Regions from separate parts of the Homo sapiens genome. Here region 2 is linked to region 1. A link is a loop called in an ENCODE intact Hi-C map of the cell type or tissue named here. Cell type or tissue: dorsolateral prefrontal cortex. All regions are shown on one strand. Each heading gives the region's core, and the rest is flanking DNA. Links, peaks and the distances in the headings are about the cores only.

What was found. Hi-C counts contacts between places; a loop is a spot of excess contacts. Peaks named below come from ENCODE experiments on the same cell type or tissue, not always from the same donor. Only the 100,000 strongest peaks of a DNase experiment are listed, where the experiment ranks them.
Region 2: it touches region 1 in a loop (4-fold over the local background); 14 of 110 quality-filtered maps call a loop at or near these places.

The regions. Positions count from the first base shown.
Region 1 is chr18:3,524,821-3,527,737 of GRCh38, forward strand. All of the region lies in intron 10 of DLGAP1 (DLG associated protein 1), which reads right to left. Among named protein-coding and RNA genes, the nearest start is that of GAPLINC, 60 kb to the left of the region's middle. RefSeq lists an enhancer at 1,343-2,087 and a silencer at 1,851-2,145. In dorsolateral prefrontal cortex, for the core only: no CTCF peak of the experiment used is centred there; DNase peaks (open chromatin) are centred at 1,481 and 2,011; H3K4me3 peaks cover 1,498 bases; H3K27ac peaks cover 2,216 bases.
Region 2 is chr18:3,461,352-3,464,268 of GRCh38, forward strand. LOC105371965 (a long non-coding RNA gene) reads right to left here. Exons shown (of 3, transcript XR_935106.3): 3 at 493-1,103. Among named protein-coding and RNA genes, the nearest start is that of GAPLINC, 3.4 kb to the right of the region's middle. In dorsolateral prefrontal cortex, for the core only: no CTCF peak of the experiment used is centred there; no DNase peak of the experiment used is centred there.

The DNA of each region.
Region 1 (2,917 bases), core at 314-2,813:
CCTTGCGGCAAAAATTTCCCCAACCTACTGCCCAGCAGCTGCTTCTCAGACACACTTGTGATCCGGAGCTGCCATCAACAAAACGTCTCCATAGAAAACGTGGATCTGTTTCATTCCTGACTGGCAGTTGCTGATCTGCATTGCACAACAGTGCTTTTTTTGTTTTGTTTTGTTTTTAGCTGAAACTTGGTGGCTAATGAATAAAGAATGGATTCTCTAGTAGAAGTTTTCCCATAGACTAACACCAGAGTTTCCACAGTGTTCTGGGGGAAAAAAAAAAAAATCAACAACATTATTTTGTTTTTAAAGAGCAAGTTTTTCAAAAACTCAGCTAATTTTAATTTTTTTTTCCCAGTTCCAACCCCTCCAGGAGCCTTACTCGTAGAAGATGGTCATTCTTTGGATCAATATCTTGACTTATATCAGCCACGAAATGGTAGCATCATATACATCATATAGATAAAGACAGTTTTGAGCCTTTGAAAGTTGGATGAAATGAAATTAGTTTCTATTTCCCTAGGTAATCTAAATGAAAAAAACTGTATATTTTATTTGAAGTCCATTGCATTTATTGCATTTATTTTTTAATTTATTTTCGACATGGAGTTTTGCTCTGTCACCCAGGCTGGAGTGCAGTGGCGTGATCTCGGCTCACTGCAACCTCCACCTCCTGGGTTCAAGCAGTTCTCCTTCCTCAGCCTCCCGAGTAGCTGGGATTACATGCATGCACCACCAAGCCCAGCTAATTTTTGTATTTTTAGTAGAGACGGAGTTTCAACCATGTTGGCCAGGCTGGTCTCCAACTCCTGACCTCGTGATCTGCCTGCCTCGGCCTCCCAAAGTGCTGGGATTATAGGCATGAGCCACTGCGCCCCACCAGTCCATTGCATTTATATTTCACAGAAACAGTTATTGGAGAAAATGATAGGAGGTCTTGCTCCGTGAGCCAGTCCCTCTCTTTGCCATCTCTGGAATGACAGAAACACCACTGGCCTAGGAACAGATCTGTTTCCAGGCCCAGTTCTGCCCCCAATTAACCACATCACTTCACCTCTTCATGCTTTCGTGCCCTCCTGAGCTGGGAGACACCACCCTCAAGAAGCACATCCACAAAAGGATGGTGTCTAATGGCCTTCTGGCACCAGCGCTGTGCAAAGCGGCATGAATGGAGCATTCTCAAGGTTAAACATATGGCACATTACAGCCGATTTCCTTTTCATTACTGCCACTTCCTCTGCGGTCACTAATTTCAGGTTGTCTGGAGCTTACAAAAAGAGACATGCAAGTATGTGTGTCTGTGTGTGTGGTGGAGTGGGAGGGACCTTTTGAGGGTTCATTGCAAGAGTTAGATGAGAATAAAACAGAAAGGAGCTAGGCTAGAATGCAGCCATTGCTCCCCACTTAGAAACACACACGGGCTGGAGGCAGATGAATTGCAGAACTCACAGATACAGCTTTGTCTGCCACCCACTGTTTCACAGGCCGCAGAGACACAGCAGAGGCAATCCCAGGCGGATAAACCCTGGGTGATGGCACCGATAGACCATCACAATGACTGTGCACAGTTTCCGTAACCAAACCTGAAACCAGGCAAACCCCATTTCAGGTGTCATTACCAGCCCCGCATTCGCTGCCAAGGGTCCCAAGCCTTCTAGGGGACTGAAGGCCAAGTTTCACTAGCTTGGATGCTATTACCAGGCAAAATTAAAGTGGAAGAATTAATCTGCCTCCGGCACATGCTCTAGGTTTATCAGTTTGTTTCAGATAAAGCCTGAAAATTCCACGTATTTGTTGTCTACAATTCAGAAGGCAAAGACAGATTTAGAAGTACAATCACCGGTATTTCATCTTAGGGCCATTGAAACCTGAGCCTATGTTCTTTCCCCACAGTGGTAGACTGCATTCCTAGTTGGAGGCATTCAGCTCCATCTGGTCGTTTCATCCCCGGTTAGATAATACCAGACGTATCTATGTAACATACAAGCCACTGTCAAATAGCACTGAGCCATCTCCCTGAGACAGCTGTTTCACACAAGGGCTTCATTGTCTGAGAAGAGCTCGTATCATTTTACTTCAAGTGCTGCGGGAACAAGCATTCTGTCAGCTGTCTTGGCTTGGAGGAAACCTCACTCACTGCAGTTTCATTATTTTATTATCAAGCCAAAAAAAAAAAGGTACTGTCGACGGTTGGGGTTGAAGGTTTAAAACAAGAACTAAAGTCTTTGCTCTGCTTTGCATTTATCAGGGAAAACAGTAACTCCAGGCACCCAAAGAATGTATAGTTACACTGTTCAAAAGATAGCTTGAGGCTCCTGGCTACTCCAAATGCTTGTTTTCGGTCTGCCTTTTGTTACCCACATTTAGTCAGTTTCAGGTGAACTAGGAAGGTGTTTTCCAGCCCTGTGAGGCCAAAAGCAGCTGTCACAATTAGCATAATGACATCACAAAATAATTAATAACTAAATAACTATTTAAAATTAGATAGACTCTTTCTTCTTCAACTCTCTAATAGAGAAAGATGATTACAACTACCCCACATGCAATATCTGAACCTCAAATTTCCAGTGAGTAAACAGGTTATTTTCCAAACTTTTTTTTTTTTTTTTTTTTTTGCCATGGATGCACTGTATTTTGAATTCAGGGAGTCAATTAACAAAATACATTCTTACATGAATATGAACATGAACATGGTTGTTCTGCTTATCTTTAGCTGCTGCTGCCTATTTCTGAGTTTTTGTTTTTTTAGTTTTTTTTGTTTTGTTTTGTGTTTGTTGTTTTTTGTTTGTTTGAGACAGAGTCTCCCTCTGTCTCCCAGGCTGGAGTGCAGTGGCACGATCACGGCTCACTGTAGCCTCGACCTCCTGGGCTCAAGCAATGCTCTCACCTCAGCCTCATGAGTAGCTGGGACCACAGGTGC
Region 2 (2,917 bases), core at 146-2,645, 64 kb before region 1:
TTAGCTGGGGGTTCATTGAACTTTTGGATCTGTAAATCTATTTTTTTTATTTATTTTAAAATCAAACTTGGGGAAATTTTGGCCATTTTTTCCATTTATTTCTTGCTTTCCTGTCTCAGAACTCCAGCAAATTTACATTAGATCACTTGAGGTTGTCCTGTATGTCTCTGAAGCTCTTTTCTTCAGTCTTGTTTCTGTTTTAGATTGAATAATTTGTATAATTTATTTGCAATTCACTAACTCTTCTGCTGTCTTCAGTCTGCTCATGAACGTATCCAGTGGACTTTCATTATAGTACTAGTATTTTTCACATGTAAAATTTCCACTTGGTTCTTTAGTATTCCTAATTCTCTGAGATTCCTCATTACTAATTATGAATATATATCCTTATAAGCATTTATAATAGCTGCCTTAAATACTTGTTTGCTAATTGTAACATGTCCTAATCAGAATCAGTTTCCATTGATTATATTTCACTTCTGTATGGGGTCATTTTTTTTTTTTGCTTGTCTAGTGATTTTTTATTACATGCTGGACAGTATGGATGGTACATTAATAAAGACTACGGATTTGGCTACATTCCTCAGAATAGTTAACTTTTGTCCTCAAGCAGCTCATTCGCCTGAACTGAAACTTCAAACCATCCTGTAATGGATAGCAGCCGAAGTCTCTGATTAGTTTTCAGCTTCCGGCTGCTGCCTTTCAATGGGCCCACTGGCGTCTCCCCTGCTGCACAAACCAACTAGGGATTTGAACAAAATTTCTGTTCAGAGGTTGAGATTTGCTCCTTCTTCAGTTCCCCTCTTTCCAGAATTCTTCTCCTAACTTTCTTAACTTTTGCTCTGCTCTGCCCACCCCATTTCTGTCCTTGACATCTCAAGCCACTGAAGATGCAGCTTTCTGCCACCCCTAACCTTCTGAAGAATGAGGACTGCCTTCAGGCAAAAGGTGCAAACTTGTACATCTTGAAGTTCTCTTCTTTTAGGGGAAGACGACCCTCCAGTTTATGCTTTTGGTTACTCTTCAGGCCTTCAACTAGCTTTTTGTTTGTTTAACTTTTTGTTCATTCACACTTCATGATTGTTAACCTGGAGGGAATTAGTCTGAAAAAGGAAAAAAAAAATCCACTATTACTAGAAACTAGAATTTTACTATAGTTACTTTGAAACTCCAAATCAGTGGTTCTCAAACTTAACTGAACACTGGAATCACCTAGAAAGCTAAAAAAAAACAAACAAAAAACAAAACAAAACAAACAAAAAAAACTGTGGCCTCGAGTTGGGAATTTTTAGAAGATCTCTTAGTGATTCCAATGCATAGACAAGATTGAGAACCATTGCCTTAAATAATTCTTTAAATCAGCCATTGTTTCTGTCCTTATCCAGAACATGGGGAGTTGACCGTTCTTTTTCCAGACCTAAAAACAAAACAAAACAAAAATTGTTTCTGTAGTCTTTTTTGTTTGGACAGAAGGACTGAAAATTAGAGTCTTACAGAAATGTAATTTGTCTTACAGAAATATAATTTGCTGTAGAATTATTTTGTCACCCAGGTCAGCTTGTTCAATTAGAGTTTAGCATAAATTTGATATTTGGTACTATATACACATAGCTCATACCATATGTAAAGCTAAGCCTCTGAGTGATAGACCCCAAAACTTACTGCAGGAATACAAAATATTCATTTGTATTCAATCAAAAAGTAAAATTTATCTCTGGAAACTGGCCAGAGAGCAAAAAGCAATGTTTAGAGATCAGTTTTAGGTCTCATTCAGCTCATTAACAGGAGAATGTGTCAAGTCTTAACCTCCAAAAATCGTGACCTCTAATTAAAAACAGGCTATGTTCTGGGCTGAGTTTTATGATTCAGAGGCTGAAAAGAGAGACATTCAACAAATGCTTTGTGGCTGAAAGAAGAGCAGTAACTTAGGGTTGATGGTTACAATAGCACAGCTGGCAAAGAAAGGAAGCATGAGAAATCAATGAATAAAAATAATAAGTAGTACAGAGATTTAACTAAATATCAAGGAAACGGGGTTTTTGAATGAAATGTGTTATAGACATCAATAGAATGTGCAACCTTTGAAGCACACTGTGGGTGACTTAGAAAGGAAACCAAATCCAATGATGGAAATTTACTCAGGTTTAGAAGGAACATATTTATAGACAAATATTTAACATAGAGGTAAGGAAAATAAAACCATGGAGGGATTTCAGAAGATAAATTGTTACTCTAGGAAGTGTCAGCTTGTTTTGTTTTTTAAAAATATTCCAAACTATTTTCCTTTTTTTTTTTCCTGAGACAGGGTCTCATTCTGTCACCCAGGCTGGAGTGCAGTGGCTCAATCTCGGCTCACTGCAACCTCCACCTCCCAGGTTCAAGTGACTTTCCTGCCTCAGCCTCCCAAGTAGCTGGAATTACAGGCGTGTGCCACCACGTCCCACTCTTTTTTTGTATTTTTAGTAGACACAGGGTTTCACCATGTTGGCTAGTCTGGTCTTGAACTCCTCCTGACCTCAAATGATCCACCCGCCTTGGCCTCCCAAAGTGTTGGGATTACAGGCGTGAGCCACCGTGCCCAGCCTCCAAATTATTTTCTTTATAAAGAAAATTACTGAAACTTGAACATATTCTTATTTGATCAGATCATTCTAACTTATGATCTTAGGACAAATTCAATTCTCCTATCTTGTCTCAAATTTTTGCTAATATATATTTTAATACTCTAAAGGCATAAATTATCTCCATATAAATTGTAATGTGAGGATAAGGCTTTCAGAGACTGTAAATAGGTTGAAATGCAACAAAAGGTACACATTTAAATTTTTACATATGCCTCTTTTAAAAAATTATCCTGTTTAACAAGTCAAAACAACTTTTTGACTGTTACCTAGTCTGATTATTAATGTTTTATTGC